Regions from separate parts of the Homo sapiens genome. Here region 1 is linked to region 2. Evidence: chromatin contacts called from ENCODE Hi-C or POLR2A ChIA-PET data. All regions are on one chromosome and are shown on one strand. The core of a region is the stretch at or near the end of the contact, and the rest is flanking DNA. Distances in the headings are between cores, read along the strand shown.

Region 1 (3,017 bases), core at 32-2,531, 56 kb after region 2:
GTAACCAGAATTTGGAGGTAACAGAAAAAAACACAGGGAGAGCTGACAAGGCAAGTTAAACAATGTCCCCTTTAATTTTACATGAACTTTCAAATCTTCATTACTTTCATTCCTCCCCTGTACTTAGGAAAACCCCACTCATGATTCTAAACCTAGCTTAACAATTACCTCCTCTAAATCTTTCACAATACCATCAATTTGATTAATCCATACTCTCAAAGTACTTGGCCTGCAATTCATTATCCCTACTTTATGGAAGGTATTGTGAAGCTGTAAGAACAAGGGTGTTACAGCCAAACATCCTGATTCCTGAGCACCTGTATATGTTTTTGAAGCTCCAGAGGTGACTCATCTAGCTATACCACATAAAATGAAAAGCACATTTATGGACTAGATTTGTCACCAAGACTTTTCTTTGAAGTGCCAGATAGTAAATATTTTCAGCTTTCCCGGCTACATATAATCTTTGTTGCATATTCATTTTTTTAAACAATCATTTAAAAATGGAAAAACCATTCTGAGCTTGAGGGCTGTATAAAAACAGGCTGTAGGCTGGACTTGGCATACAGGCTACACTGCCTGCTGATTCCTAGATTTTGAATTATTGGAGCTATATACAGTAAAGGCAGGAACCAGACAAAGCAATCAACAGGACAATTCCTCCAATTATCAAGTTTTTAATAGCTTTTAGTTTTAAGTTCTGATAAGCACAAGTGGATTTATACTCATTAACTTTCTTAAAGCTATTGCTTAAAATCAAATTTTGATCTAAATCAGGAATTCTAGAGAGAACTCTGAAGATAGAAGTACATAAACAAGAAGCTTTAGAAAGAATAGGAAGCCATGCACGGTGGCTCAACCCCGTAATCCCAGCACTTTGGGAGGCCAGGAGTTCGAGACCAGCCTGGCAACATCGTGAAACCCCGTCTCTACAAAAAATTAGTCAGGCGTGGTGGCATGCACCTGTGGACCCAGCTACTAGGGTGGCTGTGCCACGAGAATTGCTGAACCTGGGAGGTGGAGGTGGCAGTGAGTATCGATCGTGCCACTGTACCCCAGCCTGGGCAACAAAGCAAGACTCTGTCTCAAAAAAGAAGAAAGAATAATACGGCAGTCTCCCTTTATCTATGGTTTCTCTTTCTGCATGTGGTTTCAACTACCTGTTGTCAACCATAGTCTGAAAATATTAAATGGAAAATTCCAGAAGTAAACAACTCATAAATTTAAAATTGCATGCTGTTCTGAGTAGTGTGATGAAATCTCATGTCATCCTGCTCACTCCTGCCCGGGATGTGAATCATCCCTTTGTCCAGCATATCCACACTGTAGATGCTCCCAGAACCTTGGCCCATTAGTCACTAGCAGCCATCTTGGTTATCCTATCAACTGTTGCAGTATCATTGTGCTTGTGCCCAAGTACCCTTATGTGACTTAATAATGGCCCCAAAGCCCAGAAGTAGTAATGTTGGCAATTCAAACATGCCAAAGAGAAGCCATAAAGTGGGTTCTTTTAAGTGAAAGCTCTTTACTCAAGGAAAGAAAAAAATCATATGTTGAGGTTTCTAAGATCTATAGTAAGAACAAATCTTCTATATGTGAAATTGTGAAGGGAAAAGAACTTTGTGCTGGCTCTGCTGTCAAACCTCAAACTGCGAAAGTTATGGCCACAGTGCAGGATAAGTGCTTAGTTATGATGAAAAAGGCATAATTTGAGGGTGGGAAACGTGAACAGAAACATGTCCCAAATGACAGCAATCGGGCTTGGCATGATCTGCAGTTTCAGGCATACACTGGGGGTCTTGAAATGTACTCCGTTCAGGTAAGAGGTGACTACTGTGAAGAGAAAGCACTAAAAAAGGTTTCTTATATATTTATTATAACCTCAAATACAAAAATGAGGAGACATACCTCACCTCTCATGGAGTCAAGACTAAATGAGATGCAAGATGTGAAAGCACATGGTATATACACTTTGAATAGTTTCTTCCTTGCAGTTGCTAATAAATGCTTACTGAGTGGTACTTCCTGGAAGACCAGAGGACGTGTCTCATTTTTTTTTTCTCCCACTTAGTAAAATGCTCAGGTATAGAATAAGATAATCATTTTGAATGAGTGAGAATAATGAACCTACCACCAAACATATTAGTCACACAACAATGCCCAGCTTCATGGGTTCTCTATAGCATGGGTTCAACCTACATTACCTTAGTTTCATCTCTCATTGCTCTACTTCTGGGCACACAACTCTAACCACGAGTTAGTCAAAGGCACCCTGCCTTCCCTGTTCCTTATCTTTGTTCACACGTACAACTTTCCTCTCCATTCCCAAGGTCAACTTGAATTGGTAGTACTTCCACTTCTACCCAAAGCCTTTCCTCAAGAGGCATGAAGATTTTCCTTCTTTAGAAATCCTATAATGCTAAGTATCAAATGGCATTTGCTTGGAAAATATCTTCTGTAACCCTAACAGCATTTAGCATACTCCCAATTCACTGACTTGAGCAATCAAAAAGTGGTTACCTCAGAAATCAAAAGCCAGTGGGCAACAGAGCAAGAACCTCTCTCTACAAAAAATTTAAAAATTGCTAGCCACTTGGTGGCAGGATCACTTGAACCCTGGAGTTCAAGGCTGCAGTGAGCCATGATCTCACCACTGTACTCCAGCCTGGGCAACAGAGTAAGACGTACGACTCTGTCTCAAAAATAAGTGAAGTACTGACCCCCATTTTAAGTCTCTTTCAAAATATCTTGAAAACTTTAGTGATTATAATAAAAATTATATGGCATTGAGGAAATAATGTTGAAAATACTCACAATGGTTAACATCTTGTTATTTAACCTAAGTGGAGACAAGACTGAGTCTTTTAACAAAATGGGGGGAAAATTAGGTTAAGTTTTTTTAAAAAAAGAATAAAGAAAAAGCTGATTTCCAAATTGTCATGAGATTTAAAGATTCGAGTTTGCTACTTCTCTATATGCTGAGTGGTTCAATCAGGACCATCAACTATTTCAGATGT
Region 2 (2,759 bases), core at 252-2,751:
TGTTATATGCCTTTATTTTCCACCAGGAACATCCTTATGATCTCATGTGCCTGTCTCCCCACACTCTCACTTTTTTTTTTTTTTTGAGATGGAGTCTCGCTCTGTTACCCAGGCTGGAGCGCAGTAGCGCAGTCTCGGCTCACTGCAACCTCCACTTTCCGGGTCCCAGTGATTCTCCTGCCTCAGCCTCTCCAGTAGCTGAGATTACAGGCACCTGCCACTATGCCTGGCTAATTTTTATATTTTTAGTAGAGACAGTTTTTCACTATTTTGGCCAGGCTGGTCTCAAACTCCTGACCTTAGGTGATCCACCCACCTTGACCTCCCAAACTGCTGCTCAACCTCCCGAAGTGCTGGGATTATAGGCGTGAGCCACAGAGCCAGGCCTCCAGACACTCTGATTTATACATTGTTTCATAAAAATGCTTTTCTTTGCCAGCCTGATAGGTGAAAAGAGATATCTTATTGAAGATAAATGGATACCTGAGACTATATTTTATAAGCAACCCTAATTTAACACTTGGTTTTCTTTTGTAGCCTGAGACCTCAGATCATTGTTCCCTCCCAGAGGATCTAGTGAGTATTTCCGGATGGTGTGGATTGGGGTTAATTGTGCCTTTGATGATAAGTGTTACAAGGAAATGATAGTAACAGCTTCATGAATTTCTTTCTCTTTGGTTGCTGATCAGTGACTTTTTAATCTAACATGGTAACTATATTATGAAAATGTTAGCAATAGTGATATTATGGGTAGTCCTGTCCCCAACTTAAAAAATAAAAATAAAGTTATGTTGCTTTTCATTAAAAGGAAACAAAGAGGAAGACACAGCTCTCCTGCCTTGCTCTAGGGCTCAGGCTTGCTGTACTTGTTTTTCAAGGATGACTTTGTGACCTTTTCTCCACTTGAGTCCTCCTAAGAAAAGCACAAGAGGGCCACAATTTGATCGTCTTGGCCTGGATTCAGCTGCAGGAGTGTTCTTATGCATTCTGACCTCAGCATGTTGGCTTTGTCCTGTCCTCATGCAGATATGGCAGGGGGAGCAGTACTTCCAGCTGGCAAAGCTGGTCACATTTCCTCTGTTTTCATAAGACTTTGCTACCTGAGTTGACAAACTTCAGTGTACCATGTAACCAGATTCGGTGACTGTTTCAGAAAAGAGGTTTTTAAATTTTGGGTTTCTTGAGTTTCTAGAATCCTGAGTCATTCTGATTTTCAGTGATTCAGGATTGGATTGTTCTAGATGTCTGAAACTCAGGAACTACGATAGCTTTTCAGGCAAAGACAGCATTGACTTTTAGCAAATCTACTTTAAATCCATTCTGTTATATAAAAGGGTGTTTGCATGTGTATTAGTCCGTTCTCACGCTGCTTGCTATAAAGAACTGCCTGAGACTAGGTAATTTATGAAGGAAAGAGGGTTAACTGACTCACAGTTCTGCATGGCTGGGGAGGCCTCAGGAAACTTAGAATCATGGCAGAAGAGGAAGCAAATGTGTCCTTCATGATGGCTGGAAGGAGAAGTGTCAAGCAAAGGGGGAAAAGCCCCTTGTAAAACCATCAGATCTCATGAGAACTCATTATCACAAGAACAGCATGAGGGTAACTGCCCCTGTGGTTTAATTACCTCCTACCAGCTCCCTGCCATGACACATGGGGATTATAGGAACTACAATTCAAGATGAGATTTGAGTGGGGACCCAGCCAAACCATATCAGTATGTATATATGTGTGTGTGTGTACACACACACACACACACACACACACATTTTTTTTCCAGGCTCCAGAATAGACATTTTTTTTTTCCCCGAATTCCTGGAGCATAAGTGTCAGATTGCATTTAGAAAAGCCTGTCTACCATGGATTGTGGCAGTGTTGCTTTGGAAGCCACATAGACTTTCTTTTTATTTCAGTAGTCATCATGAGAAGGCTCTGATTTGATGACTCCATGTTAAGTCAACTCTGGAACAGTATCACGTATTTGAAGACTGAAAATAACTGCTTTTGTTCAGTTCTACATTTGGCGTCTTATTTTGATGTTTGCAGTGTACTTTTCCCTCTGAAAGTTTTTTAGTAGCCTTTGGCAAAAAGCGGTAATACTTACTACTTGGGAGCATTATTTTTTATGCCCAGTTTCCCAATTTTAACTATCTTGAGGTCCTAAGTTAAAGGCGGGGGGCTTGAATGATAGATGATTACTGAGCAGAGATGCATTTTTCACATCAGACTTAAACCTAGGCTTGCGATCTAGTAAATGGGCACAGCTTTCAGACTCACCTGGCATTGGGGAGCTTATTTTGGGGGAGGGATAAGGGAGGCTGTTGCCATATGTCAGAAAGAATTCTGTCTGGGAGACATTCTTGCCAGGTGTTATCAGCCCATTTTTGTTTCTACATCTGTGTGTGTAGAGCTCTGGAATAGAATTGTTAAGTCTGAGCAAGAAAAAGCATAGCGGGTTAAGGACAAGTGAAACGAAGAGAACCCTCTGTCCCTGGCAGAATCTGCATGTACATTTCTTGTCTGTCCTTGTCTCTCTTCTTCCTGTCTGGCCCATTGCAGAGAGTATTGGAAGTTTCCAACCATTGGTGGTACTCTATGCTCATCCTACCTCCTTTGCTGAAAGACAGTGTGGCAGCGCCCCTGCTGTCTGCCTACTACCCTGACTGTGTTGGCATGAGCCCCTCCTGCACCAGCACAAACCGCGCCGCTGCCACTGGCAATGCCAGCCCTGGGAAGCTGGAGCACTCCAAGGCTGCCCTCT

The links. A loop is a pair of places that touch in the nucleus more often than their neighbours do. ChIA-PET counts read pairs that join two places held with the same protein, here RNA polymerase II (POLR2A).
Region 1: a loop to region 2 is called in a map with no recorded cell type, with 3 times the contacts of the local background. The contact joins two enhancer-like sites. A Hi-C loop is called at or near these places in 1 of 168 maps with a recorded cell type or tissue (CD14-positive monocyte) and 2 of 37 single-sample maps with no recorded cell type. POLR2A ChIA-PET finds 5 or more read pairs at or near these places in 8 of 52 experiments (GM12878, H1, OCI-LY7 and 4 more).

Annotation. Positions count from the first base shown.
Region 1 is chr6:18,241,275-18,244,291 of GRCh38, forward strand. The region is part of intron 7 of DEK (DEK proto-oncogene); the gene reads right to left. Among named protein-coding and RNA genes, the nearest start is that of DEK, 22 kb to the right of the region's middle. RefSeq lists an enhancer at 1,164-1,458. Within about 2 kb of position 1,282, at least 5 of the 41 ENCODE cell types and tissues checked have a DNase peak (open chromatin) inside an H3K27ac peak, as active enhancers do; they include CD14-positive monocyte, where a contact is called at or near this core.
Region 2 is chr6:18,185,235-18,187,993 of GRCh38, forward strand. It overlaps KDM1B (lysine demethylase 1B), which reads left to right. Exons shown (of 22, transcript NM_001364614.2): 8 at 538-576; 9 at 2,558-2,759. Among named protein-coding and RNA genes, the nearest start is that of KDM1B, 31 kb to the left of the region's middle. Within about 2 kb of position 1,502, at least 4 of the 41 ENCODE cell types and tissues checked have a DNase peak (open chromatin) inside an H3K27ac peak, as active enhancers do; they include CD14-positive monocyte, where a contact is called at or near this core.